Regions from separate parts of the Homo sapiens genome. Here region 2 is linked to region 1. The links are chromatin loops, found by intact Hi-C in ENCODE. Cell type or tissue: GM12878. All regions are shown on one strand. Each heading gives the region's core, and the rest is flanking DNA. Links, peaks and the distances in the headings are about the cores only.

Evidence for each region. A loop is a pair of places that touch in the nucleus more often than their neighbours do. Peaks named below come from ENCODE experiments on the same cell type or tissue, not always from the same donor. Only the 100,000 strongest peaks of a DNase experiment are listed, where the experiment ranks them.
Region 2: a loop joins it to region 1, with 2.2 times the contacts of the local background. A loop is called at or near these places in 2 of 110 quality-filtered maps.

Annotation. Positions count from the first base shown.
Region 1 is chr12:92,399,584-92,408,445 of GRCh38, forward strand. No RefSeq gene overlaps it. Among named protein-coding and RNA genes, the nearest start is that of CLLU1, 18 kb to the right of the region's middle. RefSeq lists enhancers at 734-883, 4,417-4,666 and cis regulatory regions at 4,095-4,628, 5,259-5,708. In GM12878, for the core only: no CTCF peak of the experiment used is centred there; a DNase peak (open chromatin) is centred at 4,398; H3K27ac peaks cover 2,500 bases.
Region 2 is chr12:92,180,453-92,189,314 of GRCh38, forward strand. It overlaps BTG1-DT (BTG1 divergent transcript), which reads left to right. Exons shown (of 3, transcript NR_135036.1): 3 at 3,674-5,332. Among named protein-coding and RNA genes, the nearest start is that of BTG1-DT, 39 kb to the left of the region's middle. In GM12878, for the core only: no CTCF peak of the experiment used is centred there; DNase peaks (open chromatin) are centred at 4,769, 5,779 and 5,967; H3K4me3 peaks cover 329 bases; H3K27ac peaks cover 1,849 bases.

The DNA.
Region 1 (8,862 bases), core at 3,182-5,681:
TGACTCCCCTGTTCTCTGGGAGGCAGTTTGGCCTGTGATCTCAATTTTCCGAAGGTTCTAAGAAGAGTTTCCAGTTTTCAGTTTGTTCAGTTTTTTTTTTTCTTTTGTAGATAAGGGTGACAACTTCCAAGCTGTTCACTTGTCAGATCTGGAAACTAGAAGAGCGCTCAGTTTTTGTATACATTTCTTTTTCCCTGGCTTCTCCTGAGCCTGAAATCTTTCCAAATGGTAGTTGTGGTCCCAAGTCCAAGAAGTGATAAGAAAAACAATGGGAATTAAGATTTTAGATAGAACAAATGGAGTGAACTGCAAGGCAGGGCCCCAACTTTGTAACTGCGTCTCTCTTCTCAAGGTGTTCTGAATCCAAACAGGTCCATTGAGGGCAGCCCTGTCCTTCCAAAGCCCACTGCTGAATTTGGGTGATGCTAGTAACACAGAACAGTCTCTTATGCTCAGGTCAGGCACATTTACACACAGGCCAATTCTTTAGGGCTGACTCTTGGAAACGCAATTGAATTGTTCTGTGTTGTAGATATTTGGGTACAAAACACATTTGCTCCACATTCTCGAGTGTGACATTCGCAGATCAGTGAGTACCAGTGAAAAGGAAGAAGCATGACACACAGAAGTTTCAGAAAAAGGATGCTGGGTTTTAGGCAAAGCAGCAGAAAGGGAGCACTACGAAAGGCCCTGAGTTTACCAACAGCCACCTAGGCCTCTACACAAAGAGCCGGGAGAGAAGAGAAAAAGAGGACAGAGTGGCAGAAAGAAGACATTCTAGTCCTCTTCAGCCTTATTTTGGTATCTAAAGGATGAAAAATGAGAGGAGTGAACCTACTTCTTTAAGGAAGTTCTTCTCAAACTTTCATTGTGCCTCCAAATCACATGGGAAACCACGTAAAAATGCACATTCAAATTCAGTGGGTTGGGTGCAGGGCTCAAGATTCTGCATTTCTTTATTTCTTTCTTTCTTTTTAATAGAAATGAGGTCTTACTGTGTTGCCCAGGCTGGTCTGGAACTCCTGAGCTTAAGCAATCCTCCCACCTTGGCCTCCCAAAGTGCTGGGATTACAGGCTTGAGCCACTGCACTCAACCAGATTCTGCATTTCTAACAAGCACTCAGGTGATGTTGACAGCACTGGTGCTCAGACCACACTTTGAGGAGCAAGGGTCTAACAGACCTTCCAAAGGGGCATTTCTTAACTCTCGCTCTATGCTCACCTCTGAAATAACAGCAGCCACAGCCACTCACTTTGTTCCCTAAAAACAGCATGTGTATTCTTAGCCCAAGGTGATCTGCCTTCTGGGACAGCTGTTGGCCTCTTCTCCATGTCTGTAAGTCCTCGGCTTTCTTTTCTAAGCCCAATCCAAGTCTCTGTCCTTCATGAAAACTCCTCCACGACTTGGGGTCTTTGTAATCAGTGGCTCCTTTGGACTTCTGTACCTTTGTTGGGCTTAGCATTTTTACAAGCATCGGTTGCTACTGACCTTTTAAATTTGTCTCCTAACTAGATTTTAAGCCTCTTGAATACAGGACACACACACACAGAGTACGCCTTGTCACTGTTTCATTCCTCAGGCCAAAAACAGAGCCCTGCTCATTAGAAGATTGTGCAGTGTAGTGAAAACAGCCCAGGGAGATATGATTTCAATTCTCAGCTCCATCACGCAACAGCTACTGGACCCTACATGGAGTATTGCTCCTTCAGTCTTCATGGTAATGGTGGTGATGGTGGTGGCGGTGGTGATGGTGATGGTGGTGGTAGTGGTGGTGGTGTGCAGGTAGAATGTTTATACTTCACAGGGTTGTTGAGAGGAATGAAGAAAATAAAGTTAGCCAAGTGGCAAACCTAGCGCCTGGCACAGAGTCAGAATCAGCCCTCAGCACATTTAAGTCTTCTCTCCTCCAATTTCTTTTGCTTTTCTCCTTAATATGGGTTGTGAGGGTACATCCTCATCCTGACAGTCTCTCCTTGAAAAATATTATATCAAGTGTGACAATATTGGAAGATTTTCTTCCATCTCATTTAAAGGGCCCACAGATATTCAAAAGAAGAGTCCCTACATCATTAAAAAAAAAATACTCAGACTCATAGCTCAGAGTAGCAACACACATATCAATTTCTGATCTGATCAGGAAAAAGGGATATTTTAAGTCAGTGTAATCAAACCACATGAAACCAATTTTCCATGTGTTTCCCAGTGTTTGCCCTTTCCATCAAAGTTTTTTCATCTGTGTGGTAACTATCAATGTACCCAGTTGTCTCGGGTTGGGGTTTATGCCTGAGCAATGGACTGCCTTATGTTCAGTGGTAAGAAACACAAATGCATAGCCACTTTGGGAAAGTAACCTGCAAAAGCAAATTGCCCTTGCTTGGGCTGGGACTCACCAACAATGTATGGGAACAAAGATTGGTATTAGGAGACCCTTTTTGGGTAAGCTGTGCCAGACAGACAGGCTTACCAGATTGCAAAGGAGATACCAGATCAATCTCCTGGCAGAGCAGAGAAGGTGAAGTGCATGTGAGATGATGGAACAAGTCTAGGTTTGGCAATCCAGACATGCGGATTTAAATGCCAGCTCCTCTCTTGTTAGCTGTGTTACCTAAGGCAAATTTCTCAACCTCTTGAACTTAATCTATAAATATGGAAATAACATTGTCTACCTTATACTATTGTTTGAGAAATTAATGGAACTATATATCTAAGTCATGTAAAGTACCAAAGAATGTACATGATTGTAAGAGGAGCCCAGTGAATGTTAGCTCCCTTCTAGCATTTCAGGAAGAGATGGCACTTGGGTGTATTGCTGCGGTGGGAAATTAGAAGGGTCTTGCTGTCCTCTGTCTAGCAACACCTGAGATTGGGTGCCTGAGAGGGAGGGAGGACTAACAGATCCAGTTTTTGATTTCTTAAAAGGTGGTATCATTGTTATCCCTCTCCCTTCTATTCTCCTCCTTATTTTTCCACTACCTCTTTTTCTTCTCCTCACCTCTCCCCCTCCTTCTTCTTCATGTTCTTGTTTTTCTTCTTCTTCCTCCTTCTCTTCCTCTTCTTCTTTTTCCCCTTCCTCTTCTTCAAATTTGATTTAAAGGTAGAATTGATTCCTTTCAACTGAAATACGTGGCTTATTTACAGCTATTAATGATATAATAAACCCAGAAAATAATTAATGATTGCTTGCAAATTGAATTGGATTATACTAAACTGTTGGTTCCTCTGCAATACAGTAGCTTTACTTGGTCTTTATGAGCAAACTGTCATATGCTAGGCTTTCTTCACAGTTTGAAGATCTCTTTTGGTATAATTTAAATTCAGTTTATGAACTCTGGGCACCACCTCCTACAAAGCAAAGGAGAATGTATCCTTGGTTGTTTTTAACTTAAGGCAAGTTCATATGGGAATTACAGAGATGAAATATGACTACCAAAGTCCTCTCAGTGACAGGGGACATGAAAGCAGCAGTTAACCATACAGGAGAGGCTTGGCAGAAGTTAGGGGAGGAGTTTTCACATTTCCTTATATTAAATTTTGTGCCAGAACCAACCATTTAGGTGACCTAGAAGTGTGCAACTAAAAATTGATACTTGTTTTTTTGTCATAAAACAATATACCCCACTGCAACAAATTCAAACAATATACTCTATTATTATTTCTTTATTTATTTCTTCTGCTGACATAAATTGTTTGGGGGCAAGCTGAGAGAGTTTTCTTCAACAGAATTTTAGTCAAAACTACATTACACCTGCTACCAAGCAAAGCACTCTCAGGCTGCAGTTTCCCTAGCTGTCATGGATAGAAACAAGGTTATCACAGTGGAAACTATGCCCTTATTCAAGAGTAATTCACTTTATAGCAGCCAAGTCTCTAACTGCAGTCCAAGGATAAAGAAATCAAGAGCAGTGATCAGATGACATCCAAGGCTTGAAGCAGCTTAAAGATCTTCCAGCAAAGTCAGACTTTCTTGGGTGACTTCTCTCAAAGTCTTGGGGATTAGCTTCCAATGTGTTTCTATGAAAGGGAAATGTTGAGAAATAAAATAAAGTGGTGAAAGGTTAGGATTAAAGAGGATTTTGTTCAATGTTGAGCCCTGTGAAAATATCACATGTTCAGATGAATTTGAAAAAGTCCAGTAGACTCTTAGATAAAAAAGAAGTATGTGTAGATAGAGGTGGCTGGTCAAATGGAAGCATTAATACTGCTGAGATAGATGGTGACTGATTAAATGGAAGCAGCCACACATCCATTCATTTCTCTGAAAATTAGCAGCTGTTGGCTGATAGACACCTTTCCTTCACATGCTCTTGCTGAAGTGATAAGAAGTGAAAAGAGCTTGAGGCAGGACTATTTTGAGTTCCAGGCGATCTGTGTTGCTATGAGATCTGAGATTAGTGGTTAAGTTGGTGCCGGATGTCATCCAGCAGCTGATCATGAAACCTCTAAAAGTTAAGTTCATTTCTCAGAAATCATCTGAGCATGTGGGCTGTTCAAGAAGGTGATTGAATTGCTGTTTCTTGGGATTTCCCCACCCTCAGTCCAAGTGAACTAAAGGGATTAATGGCCTTGATCCTGTAAGCATTTTTTTTACGCACCATGTTAAAATGTAACATGTTCTGTCCTTTTGTTCGAGGAGCCACTAATTCAATTGTTGCCCAAAACTTTATGCTGATTACTTTGTAATTATACCAAAATACCATTTTAGCTTCTTATTAACCACTGAGTTAAAAGACATTTATAGAAGCATGAGATGTCAAAGTCAGGTGAATTAGTGAAAAGTAGGCACAAAAAGTTATGGGATTCATGTAGCCTGAAATTTACATCTGTGTAAACCTTTGGCAGTTTGGCAGCTAAGTCTGCAGCCTCTGAGGGTGGTAAATGGCAGGAACTATGCCCATGTGTGAATGGTAATTTGCATTCTATAGTTAGGAGTGCCTATTTAACTGCCCCTGGCACTATGTAATTTTCTGTGCCTCAGCTTACTCTTCAGTAACATGTGGTAGTTAGTAATATAGTACCTATGCCACAGCATGTTCCTCACATGTAGTATGTGCTCAATTAATATTAACTATTAGTATTGCTACTATCGTTGTTGCTATTACTACAGAAAAGGCCCATGCATCCATCTCAAATGACTCATACCAAAGACTGACTTTAGTAAAGAAGACCAGGAAGGTTAAGGATTAGCCTTCAGAGTCAGGCTTTCATAGTCACAAAGATAGTGATTGGGGGAGTAGTGATAATGGAGGAGCTATTAAGAAGGAACACCATTCTTGATCTGAAGAGACAGTACTTAGAACAAGTATTTCAAAAAAAGAATGCTACCGTTTCCTAGGTTGGTACACTGAGGCTTCTGGGGCTGGAATCTGCTTATTTATGAGATAGATTATGAGAATCATAGGTTTGTAAGGAGCCTTCAGGGTCACCTAGTTCAGCCACTGCTAGGTGAGTTTTCTTCAATAAGAATTTTAAACCTGCCTAAAGTGTTATCTGTGGTATCCACCCGCTTCTTCTGCCTTATCTTTGGTCTCCTTTCTTGTCCTTCTCAACCCCACACAATGTGTCAGCACACACAGTGAAACTCCCTGTCCAAAAGGAGAAAAGGCTAAAGGAATTCACATTGAAACAGTTGTGCTAGGCTTCATCCCAAGAATGTGTGCTGGTGTATGTGTGTGTGTGTGTTTTTAATAACTTTTCAAAAATAGAAAAAAATTTCCTAAATATCAGCTTAGTAATTTTCCCTGACACTAGTCATTTATAATGCCAGGGAAAAGACATTTACACTAACAAATGAGTCTTGATCACTCTCCTTGTGTTCTAGGAAACTGTATTAGCCACGGTTAAGTAGTAGGAGGGCTTTGAGAATGCAGTAACTTCCATTTAGATTGAAAATACAAGATCAAATAGAATATACTAAAAGTGTATAGGCATAAGTATAACAACCTTCTCTTGGGAATATAAAACCTTATAGCAATGCAAGAAATTTGGCTTAACAATTACATTTATATAAAATTTTAAAACTTTTTGTAGAAAGTAAGATTGATATATAGTAACTGGGTGAAGTGGTGAGTGAAAAAGCTAATGTGATCCTAGTGTGTCCGGAATGGGTGGGTTCTTGGTCTCACTGACTTCAAGAATGAAGCTGCGGACCCTCACGGTGAGTGTTACAGTTCTTAAAGGCAGCGTGTCCGGAGTTTGTTCCTTCTGGTGTTCCGATGTGTTCGGAGTATCTTCCTTCTGGTGGGTTCGTGGTCTCGCCAGCTCAGGAGTGAAGCTGGGGACCTTCGCGGTGAGTGTTACAGCTCTTAAGGCAGCGCGTCTGGAGTTGTTCGTTCCTCCCAGTGGGTTCGTGGTCTCGCTGGCTTCAAGAGTGAAGCTGCAGACCTTCGCGGTGAGTGTTACAGCTCATAAAGGCAGTGTGGACCCAAAGAGTGAGCAGCAGCAAGATTTATTGCAAAGAGCAAAAGAACAAAGCTTCCACAGTGTGGAAGGGGACCAGAGCGGGTTGCCACTGCTGGCTCCCGCAGCCTGCTTTTATTCTCTTATCTGCCCCCACCCACATCCTGCTGATTGGTAGAGCCAAGTGGTCTGTTTTGACAGGGCGCGATTGGTACCTTTACAATCCCTGAGTTAGTCACAAAGGTTCTCCACATCCCCACCAGATTAGCTAAATACAGAGTGTCCACGCAAAGGTTCTCCAAGGCCCCACCAGAGTAGCTAGATACAGAGTGTGGATTGGTGCATTCACAAACCCTGAGCTAGACACAGGGTACTGATTGGTGTGTTTACAAACCTTGAGCTAGATACAGAGTGCAGATTGGTGTATTTACAATCCCTGAGCTAGACATAAAGGTTCTCCACGTCCCCACCAGACTCAGGAGCCCAGCTGGCTTCACCCAGTGGATCCCGCACCGGGGCTGCAGGCGCCTTGCGCCCACACTCCTCAGCCCTTGGGTGGTTGATGGGACTGGGCGCCGTGGAGCAGGGGGCGGTGCTCATCGGGGAGGCTCGGGCCGCAGAGGAGCCCATGGAGGGGGTGGGAGGCTCAGGCATGGCGGTCTGCAAGTCCCGAGCCCTGCCCCGAGGGAAGGCAGCTAAGGCCTGGTGAGAAATCGAGCGCAGCGCCAGTGGGCTGGCACTGCTGGGGGACCCAATACACCCTCCGCAGCCACTGGCCCGGGTGCTAAGCCCCTCATTGCCCGGGGCCGGCAGGGCCGGCCGGCTGCTCCGAGTGCGGAGCCCGCCAATCCCACGCCCACCTGGAACTCCAGGTGGCCCGCAAGCGCTGCACGCAGCCCCGGTTCCAGCTCGCACCTCTCCCTCCACACCTCCCTGCAAGCTGAGGGAGCCGGCTGCGGCCTTGGCCAGCCCAGAAAGGGGGTCCCACAGTGCAGCGGTGGGTTGAAGGGCTCCTCAAGTGCCACCAAAGTGGGAGCCCAGGCAGAGGAGGCGCCGAGAGCGAGCGAGGGCTGTGAGGACTGCCAGCACGCTGTCACCTCTCATTAGGTTGCACAGACAGATGTGCAGCTGCTGAAAATAAGGATGTTATAATTTTCCTGCCCTCTTCCCTGGTCAGAGCATATCAGAATCTTGTAGGCCGGGTGTGGTGGCTCACGTCTGTAATCCCAGCACTTTGGGAGGCCGAGGTGGGCAGATCACGAGGTCAGGAGATGGAGACCTTCCTGGCTAATGTGGTGAAACCCCATCTCTACTAAAAATACAAAAAATTAGCCAGGTGTGGTGGCAGGCACCTGTAGTCCCAGCTACTTGGGAGACAGGCAGGAGAATGGTGTGAACCCGGAAGGTGGAGCTTGCAGTGAGCCGAGAATGTGCCACTGCACTCCAGCCTGGGCGACAGGGCGAGACTCTGTCTCAAAAAAAAAAAAAAAAAAAAAAAAAAAAGAATCTTGTAATCTGATAAGAACACCATATTCTTCAAAGGGCTATAGACACACTGAACCCCAGTCTGAGAATAGTGACCAGAATTGGAAAGGGACGCTAAATGAGTTCACTTGAGTAACAGCTGAAGATTCTGGAAGATACTTAGAATAGGGTCAGAGATACCTTTAAATATCCAAGGACAAGGACAAGGATGTACCTGTATGAATACAAAGGTTAAAACAAGCACCAATATATGGTACATTAAGCACTAATGTTTATTGAGAATGTATTACATGTCAGGCACAAGCCATGCAATACATGCATTAATTTATGAGGAAACAGACTCTGAGAAATAATTGTCCCAAGTTGATGGAGTTTGGATACAAACTCAAGCAGTCTGGCTCTAGAGCCTATGTCTTAAGTATTAGCTTATCTTGACAATGCAGCAAAATATAGTTCAACTCAACAAAAGAAAAACTCCCTAACTGCCCAGGATGTTTAAAGGTGAAATACATTATCTTACTCAAAAAAAGTAATGAGTTCCCTGTCACTAGAAGAATGTTAGGGGAGGTCATATAACCACTTGGAAGGCTAAAGCAGAGATAGCTAGTTTTCTCCACTATCTATGTTCTCCTCTTTTTCCTGGTTGTACACTTGGACTGCATGTGCCAGTCTCCTTGCTGTTAGGTGTGGGCTGGTGGCTGAGTTCTGGCTGATGAAATGTAAGTGACAGTGGTACCTGCCAAATCCAGGCTGCCCTTTAACTGCCCCTTCCACCCTACCAACCCTTTGTGTGAGCCTCACCCCCTTGCCCCATCTGCTGGCTGAAAGGGGAATACTTTGGTTATCTAGAAGAAGGAAGAGCCACAAGATGGAAGGAACTTGTATCCCTGAATGGCATAGCCTCTTCCTGCTAATCTGCAATGAAATAAGACATAAGTGAAAAATAAGCTTCATTGAGGTGAAGCCAATAAAATTTTGAA
Region 2 (8,862 bases), core at 3,562-6,061, 220 kb before region 1:
GTATTTGGGTAATTACTCTGTGATAGCCCCCTCTGCCCTTGTGCACGTTAATAAATTTGTACGCCTGTTCTCTTATTAATCTGCCTTTTGTCAGTGGCTTTGCAGCAAAACTTCAGAAGCAGAGGAAGTTTTCTCTTTGTCCCTCCAAGACATTTGGAAAACCACTACTGTAGTGGATTGACTAGTGTCCCCTCAACATTTTTATCTGCTCAGAATCTTGGAATGTGGCACTATTTGAAAACAGGATCTTTACAGATATGAGTTATGTATTTCAAGATGAAATAATCCTAGATTTGGAGTCTACCTTAAATATGACGACTAGTATCTTTATAAGTAAAAGGAGAGGCCAGGCACAGTGGCTTATGCTTGTAATCCCTGCACTTTGGGAGGCTGAAGTGGGAGGATTGCTTGAGCCCATGAATTCAAGACCAGCCTGGGCAACATAGTGAGACCCCATCTCTACAAAAAATAAAAAATAAAAAGATAGCTGAGTGTGGTGGTGCATGCCTGTAGTTCCAGCTACTGGAGAGGCTAAGGTGGAAGAATTGCTTGAGTCAAGGAGTTCAAGGCAGCAGCGAGCCATGATTGTACCACTGCACGGCAGCCTGAGTAAGAGTGAGACTCTTGGAAAAAAAAAGAGAGAGAGAGAGAAAAAAAAAAGAGAGAGGGAGATTGGAGACAGATATCCATAGAGAAGATGACCATATGAAGATGAAAATGGAGATTGGAATTATGCTGCCATAAAGCAAGATACACAGGAACCACCAGAAACTAGAATAATCAAGGAAGGATTCTCTTCTAGAGTTTGCAGAGGGAACATGGCCCTGCTGACACCGTGACTTTAGACTTCTAGTCTCCAAAACTATGTGAATAAATTTATGTTGTTTTAAGTCATCTAATTTGTGATCATTTGTTATGGCAGTCCTAGAAAACTAACACACCATCGTTTGGACTGCAACTGTGATCCTAGATGATTGCAAAAGGGCTGCAAACTTATTTTCTCTTCTCATTCCCAGAGAACTAAGAAAAAATATATAGATACACCTCAGAGATAGTGCGGGTTTGGTTACAGATCCCATAGTAAAGATAATACCACAATAATAAAAAAGAAACTCATAAAATTTTTGGTTTCCCAATACATGTAAAAGTTATGTTTAAACTGCTATGTCTGTTAAGCTGCAGTAATATCATGTCTAAAAAACTCAGTGGACAAACTTTAATTAAATTTTTTTTTATTTTTGAGACAGAGTATCTCTCTGTCACCCAGGCTAGAGTGCAGTGGCACGATCTCGGCTCACGGCAACCTCCGCCTCCCGGGTTCAAGCGATTCTCCTGCCTCAGTTTCCCATGCAAGTGGAATTACAGGTGCATGCCACCATGACCGGCTAATATTTGTATTTTTAGTAGAGACAGGTTTCACTATGTTGGCCAGGCTGGTCTCGAACTCCTGACCTCAGGTGATCCACCCGCCTCAGCCTCCCAAAGTGCTGGGATTACAAGCATGAGCCACTGCGCCCGACCTAAAAATATTTCTTGCTAAAAAAAATGCTAATGATCATCTGAGCTTTCAGTGAGTTGTAATCTGTTTGCCGGTAGAGGGCCTTGCCTTGATGTTGTTGGCTGCTGACTGATCAGGGTGGTGGTTGCTGAAGGCTAGGTGACTGTAGCAATCCCTTAAGATGAAACAATAATAAAGTTTGCCACGTCAATGGACTCTTCCTTGCATGAAAGATTTATCTGTGGCATGTGATCTGTTTGATAACATTTCACCCACAGAACTTCTTTCAAAATTGGAGTCGATCTTCTCAAACTCCGTCACTGCTTTATCAACTAAGTTTGTCATATTCTAAATCCTTTATTATTTTAACAACGTTCAGAGCGATCTTCCCAGAAGTAGATTCCATCTCATGAAACCACTTTCTTTGCTTAACCATGGGAAGCAACTCCCCATCTATTCAAGTTTTGTCCCAATATTGTAGTAATTCAGTCACATCGTCAGATGCCATTTCTAATTCTAGGTCGAGCTATTTCTATCACATCTGCCGTTCCTTCCTCCACCAAAGTCTTGAATCCCTCAAAGTCATCTATAAGGAAGAAGAATCAGCTTCTTCCAAACTCCTGCTAATGTTGATATTTTGACCTCCTCCAATGACTCATAAGCGTTTTTAATGGCATCTAGAATGGTGAATCTTTTCCAGAAGGTGTTCAACTTTGCCCAGATTCATCAGATGAATCACTATCTATTGAAGCTGTAGCTTCATGAAATATATTTCTTAAGTAAGAAGATTTGAAAGTCAAAGTTACTCTTTGATCCATGGGCTACAGAATGAATGCTGTATTAGCAGCCATGAAGACATTAATCTCCTTGTACAACTCCCTCAGAGCTCCTGGGTGACCAAGTGCATTGTCAAAGAGCAGTAATATTTTGAAAGGAATCTTTTATTTATTTATTTTTTTCCTGAGCAGTAGGTCTCAATGGTGGGCTTAAAATATTTAGTAAACAATGCTGTAAACGTATTTCCTGTTTGAAATATCTGCAAGTTTGAATTATTGAGCGAATCACCAAAACTGAACATGAGACACGAAGTGAGCATGTGCTTTTGAAAACAATAACACCAGTAGACTTGCTAGACACAGGGTTGCCACAAACCTTCAATTTGTAAAAAATGTACCAACTGCAAAGTGCAACAAAGCAAAGCACCATAAAACAAGGTATGCCTGTATTTAGACTGAGTAAGTGTATAACGTGATATCCGAGGACATACACATAACTTTACATATGTCATAATTTACTTATGTAATTTACATATTTTACATATGTAATTTACATAATTTACATATGTCATAACTTTACATATGTCACAATTTTAATTGCTAAAATTATTTCCCCATTTGACAAATGAGCACATAGGGGTTGAAAGAGTTTAAATAACTGGTGTCAAAAAGTGTGTAACAATAAGACTAACATTTGAGTGATTACCATGTGTTAGGCACCATGCCAGGCTGTTTATATAAATTATCTTAGCTCATCCTGACAGCAAAACTATACAGCTGGGTACTTTTCAATATTTCTCTATTTTAAAAATGAAAGAACTGAGGCACAGAGTGTAAATGATATGCCCAAAGTCTCTGGTACTTGGCAGAGGAAGAATTTGAACCCAAGGAGAATGATTCTAAAGCCCAGGTCCTATGCTGTATGTGGACACTGTGTCTTCACCAGCCCCTCCATCCCTGCCTCTGATTTCACAGGCACTCCACACACCCACTAACTGCCCTTTAGCATCCTGTAATTGTGATTCTATTATCTCGGCCATTTCCAATAGAATGCTTTCTTTAACTCTCTTACCAGTACTCTTATCACATCAAAACAGCAATAAAGTATGCTTATTTTTCCTGATTTCAGAGTTAATCTTTACAAAATGCTTTGGATATATGAAGCAAGTCTAGCAGCCAAAATATTATATAGGTTTCTACGATGTGTTCTGTTTGGGATTCCAGCAGCAAATCCACTCTGTTTTTTCTACATTGTTTGATCACAGTCAGTATTCTGCGTTTAGGCAGTTCTGAAGGGACCTTCTTATTTGTCACAATTATACAGTTGTAGTTTGATAAATGTTCAGCACCCTGGTACAACAATTGATTCTGTTTTTGTTGTTTTATCCCCCTTTTCCAGAATTGTATATTTCCACATATGCTGGACAATAGGCAGAAAGTGGAGACCCAAAGAACTTGTGATATGACGGACATAAGAAGCTTCAGTTGGCCTCAAATGTCAAATAATATCCTTCCTGAATAATCAAGAATGTCAAGCTTTTACTTTCTACATCTTGGACTGTACTTTGTACCAATCTCAAGTCCCATATGATGCACTTTCTAGGTGAAAAGTTTTTTTTTACAGACCTTAAATTTTTCTTTATTTACTTTTTAGAGTGATGGTATATATTAGTTTCACCACGTTAGTAATTCATGCTATATAAATGATAAGCCAAAGTAAGAAAAATAGTGAAATGAATTGCAAATCTAACTACATTTTTTAGTTTCCATAATCACCACAGAAATTGCTGTTAGTGCACTTGATCCAAGAAGAGTCATTCACAATCTCTCCCTTGCATGTTTCCCACCTGGATACAGATTCGTTTAGAGGTCAGCCTCTGACACAAGATCAGTCAATCCAATGCCTGCCATTATAGTTTTGGAAAGGTGCCTAAAAAGACATTAATTTTCCTCCAAATGACAGAAACTAAAGGCAGGTGAATGCGGCAGCTATTGGTGTACTTGGATGCTGAGGATCAGGCAGAGTGGCTTGGTAATGAGAGAGATGAATGAGACAGACACCCAGAGAGAAAGGAAATTAAGGAGCAGTAAAAGCATTTTACACCCCTCCCTCCACTCTGCCAACCCTCAGGGCTCATACACTTTTGCTAACTATATCACTTATGTGCTGTTGTATACCAAATTACCTCAAAACTAAGTGGCTTAACACAACAGCATGTATTATCCCACAATTTCTGTGGGCTGAGAATCTAGACAGGGAGTAGTTGGATCCCCTGTGTCAGAGTCTTCCACGAGTTTGCAGTCAAAGTCCTGACTGAGGTTGTGGTTTCATCTGAAATTTCAAATGGGGAAGGATCCTTTCCCAAGTTCACTCATATGGCTGCAGTAGGATTCAGTTTCCTGCAGACTGTTACACTAATAGCCTCAGTTTCTCACCACCTGTTGGCCAGAGGCTGCACTCAGTTTCTTGTCACATAAGCTTCTCAGCTCACAGCATGGCATCTGCCTTTGTCAGAGTGAAAAGAGAAAAAGCCACCAAGAAGGAAGTCATGGTCTAATCTTGGAGGAGAATCTTATGACTTTTGCTGCTCTCTTCTTGTTAGAAGCCACTACATCCAGCCTCTACTCATGGGAAGGAAATGACACAAGGTGTGGGTATCAGGAGGCAGAAATCTTTGAGAGCTGTTTTAAAAGCAACCTAACACACTGACATATTTCAGTCCTTAGGCACTGTAAAATAGCCCAAATATCCCTGCAGTACATCTGAATGCTTGCCTAAATTCTCCAAAATTCTTTTCTATTATTTACAATCAAAACTTCTTACATATATCGAATAGTTTAATTAAATCCAAATTTAGAATCAAGAGGCAATTGTATTATGAGAAAATATATTACTACATTTCTAAGTTCCTTTGTCACACATACACAAACACAACTAACAGAGTATTTAATAGTGATAAAGGCTGAGATATGAGAAAACAAAATACTAGGAATTCTTACTACTAGGAAAATAAATCCTATGAAGATGAAAATTGCTGAAATTTTCAAGTAGATAGTGAAAATACATGGTGGTTGTGGCATTTCTTCCTCTCCTCCCCTTCTTCCTCCTCCTCCTCCTCCTCATCCTCCTCCTCCTTCTTCTTTTAAAACCCTAAATACTTTCATGGAGGTCATTTATTTTTCCATGCTTTTCATTTTCTAAACATCTTAGTTTTCTCTCATCATCTTATACAGTGGAAAAAGTAAGCAAAAAAAATAGGATAACACTATGATAAATTTGAATGTTTCTCTGCTTCAGATTACAAGGTACGTTTTTGTGGTAATTATAAAAATTGAAAAAAAAATGGTGAAAACCCCTTATCTTGGGTTACTGTGTCAAGTAGGAAGTTGAGCAGCATTTCAAAAAACACCTTTAGCAAAAGTCCCCTCCCTGGTTTTTCCTGCAAACATTAACCTCAAGCGTTTAGTTCCTTCCATATTATTTATACATTTAACCTCAAAATTTTATTTAAGAAGTCACAAGAAGATCTAAGAAAAGGCCCAAATGTCAGCCATCTGTGGACCAGACCTGAAAATCTTCCTGGAGGAGATGAAAACCTCTCATTTCATAGAACTGAAAAAGGGCCATTGTATAGACCAGCAGCTGCGGTGCAGCTCCTCCAGGTCTCACCACTGAATCAGGAATCCTATAAATATGCACCTCAACCACATAAACAGTTTCTCTTCAGTTTCTGGATTGGAGTTTATCTTTGCTGTGCAGAATCAATTTAGCTTTGGACAGAAAAATTTGCAAGAAATCAAAAAAGCGGGTTTAAAAAGCAAACAAAGAGACAGGATGGGCACGATTTCCTAAACATACCAGAACAGAGCCATGTGTTGGATGCTATATAAGAAAGCAAAGAAATTCCCAAAAGATTACCTCAAGTTGGTTTCTCATTTTGGTAAAGATTTCTTGTGTCTCTTGGTTCTATCAATTTAAATAGAGCCTGAAAGATACAATGACAGTATAAACTATGTCCAAAAGACCTCCGAATCGGAAAGGGAAGTTTGGTGCCTCCCAAAAGGAGGGTGAGGGGCAGGAGAATATGGTGAATATATATCACTTTTCGCAGGCGCCTCTTCTGGATTTTGACCGTTATAAAGCAGAACAAATAGATAAAGAAAGAAGACTCACAAATGGCTTTTTTCATTAAGATGATATACCTTTCATTTCTACTTTTTCTCAGTTGATAAGCCCCAAAATAACACAGAGACACTGAAAAAAGCCTTCTTACAACCTTCTTACAATTTTCTATACTGCCAGTTTCACCAGCCTTTTAGGTGTTGGTTGGGACCCTACTGGCCTCTAACGCTGGTTTTTTCAGTAGTGTATCCACCAACTGGTTCTGATTGGCACTTTTCATCTTCAAATATGCGATGTTCTGCCTCACTGACAATGGCAGATGGGCCAGTAAATCTCAATCTTGACCTCACATTAGGATCACCTGGGAAAGTGTTAGAAAAACAAAATCCCAGTGTCCAGGCTTCTCCCTGGACCAATCAAATCTGAATCTCTAATGGTAGGATTCATGCACTGATATTTTTTGAAGCTTCCCAATGACTGCCATGTGTGGCCAAAGCTGAAAACCCCTGTTAGATTCTATTTTGGTATATTAACTATGATCTTAACTAATGAAAGTTGCTGAACTGCTGGGGAACTTGACTAAGCAATGGAATATCCCTTAGAAACACAATGAACACCCACTAATTTTAGGCAGTAACACAAAATTATTGGGGCCTTAATATTCTCTTTAGAGAAATACATTCCACAGAATTCCACAAGTTGTAGATGACATGTTCTCGCTTATGAAAGAATATGCCACCAGGTTCATAGGAGAAAAAATATGGTGCTGCTTTTACTAAGCCACCAAAGAGAACAACATAAGAAAATCATCAATTCCTAACTATGGTGAAAGTGCCTATAATATATCACAAACATGAGAAGCAACCTTTTCACCATTAAGTGGACTCTGACAAAGCAGTTAATAGAATCTTGAAGTCTAGAAGGAATCCTTTAAGATGTGTAATAATACTATTCTACACCTGAGGAACTTAGGGTCAGAGATAAGTGGCTAGTCTGATAATTTACTGCTCATGAGGGGTGTTATAAAAACTGCCCTTGTCCTCATTCCTAGTCCAGGGGTTGCATTTTTAATGTACACAGAAGCATTTAATTTCATGTATGGCCAATAGTAAACGCTCAATAAATTGTAGCTGTTGGGAGAAGTAATGATGATAGTATTAATGATCACATTGGTAATAATAATGTCTACGGGGTTTTCCAGTGTTATAAACACTGCCTTAAAATCCTTAGCAAATAAAAAACTATTTCTTGCTGGGCACAGTGGCTCATGCCTGTAATACCTGCTACTCAGGAGGCTGAGGTGGGAGGATTGATTGAGGCCAGGAGTTCAAGGCCACCCTGGGCAACATAGCAAGACCCCATCTCTAAAAACAACCAACCAAACAAAAACCTATTTCTTTTGTTGATGACACCTTATTTATTTGAAACACAAGAAATTTAAAAAGCAAAATAATAAACAGGGGAAATAAAAAGCCTTTCATTTAGAGCTGCAATGAAAATTTAGCATAGTCTTTCACTATTGAATGACTCATCAGTTGAACACTTTATGTAATTAATTATAAAATATATGTAATTTGATCTGATTTTGTCTAGAAGATTCTAGAGTATCATTTTCCTTATGCAAATACTATACATATGTTTATATCTAAAGAGTTAAAGGTACTTTCACAGGTTATTTAATTCAATTCTCACATACAATTAGAAAACGGAGATATTATCCCTCCTTCTTTAAAATTAAAAAAACATAAGCTCAGAGAATGAAAGGGGACGTGGCTAAAGTGGCTCCACTAATAAGTGGCATGGCCAGTAGTTCATCACAGGTTTTCCACCTTTGAGACTGTCCTTAGGTTACTTCTTTGGACTATGTCACTCTGGCCTTTTGAATAATTAACTTTACAGAGCAAGAGTGTAATGCTATGTCCCTGGCTTTCATCAGGCAAAATGTGAAACACATCCATTTGAAAACTTGCTTTTTGAAAACACAGGACCTCATTATGTTGTTCAGTGTCTCTCCTTTAAATTCTCAACGACAAATTATTCTCCGAGTTCAGAGTCAGGAAAGTATCTATATCATCCACCAAAACCGGGAGCTTTCTTTTGTTAGATCTAGAGAGTTATATGATCCATTGAATGTCCCTCCTTGCCTTGGCTTCTAGGGTGCTCAGAGCAAAGTTTTATACTTAGTCACTCCGGTTCTGGTTCTTCTCAATCCAAGTTTCTATTGCATCCTCTCTCTCTTCCCCTTCACCTCCCAAACCACTACCACCTTTAATATATTACTTTCGCTTTTTGTATTTATCAGTGATTCAATTTTATTTTACTGTGATTTTGGTAAACATCCGTAGTGTTCAACTACTTGGCAGATTTGTCCCCCTTTTTGTGATAATAGAACTCTAACACTTCTTGGTTACATCACATGTTTTACTATCTGATGATTATGTTGGTCATCAATCCTTCTTCTGCAA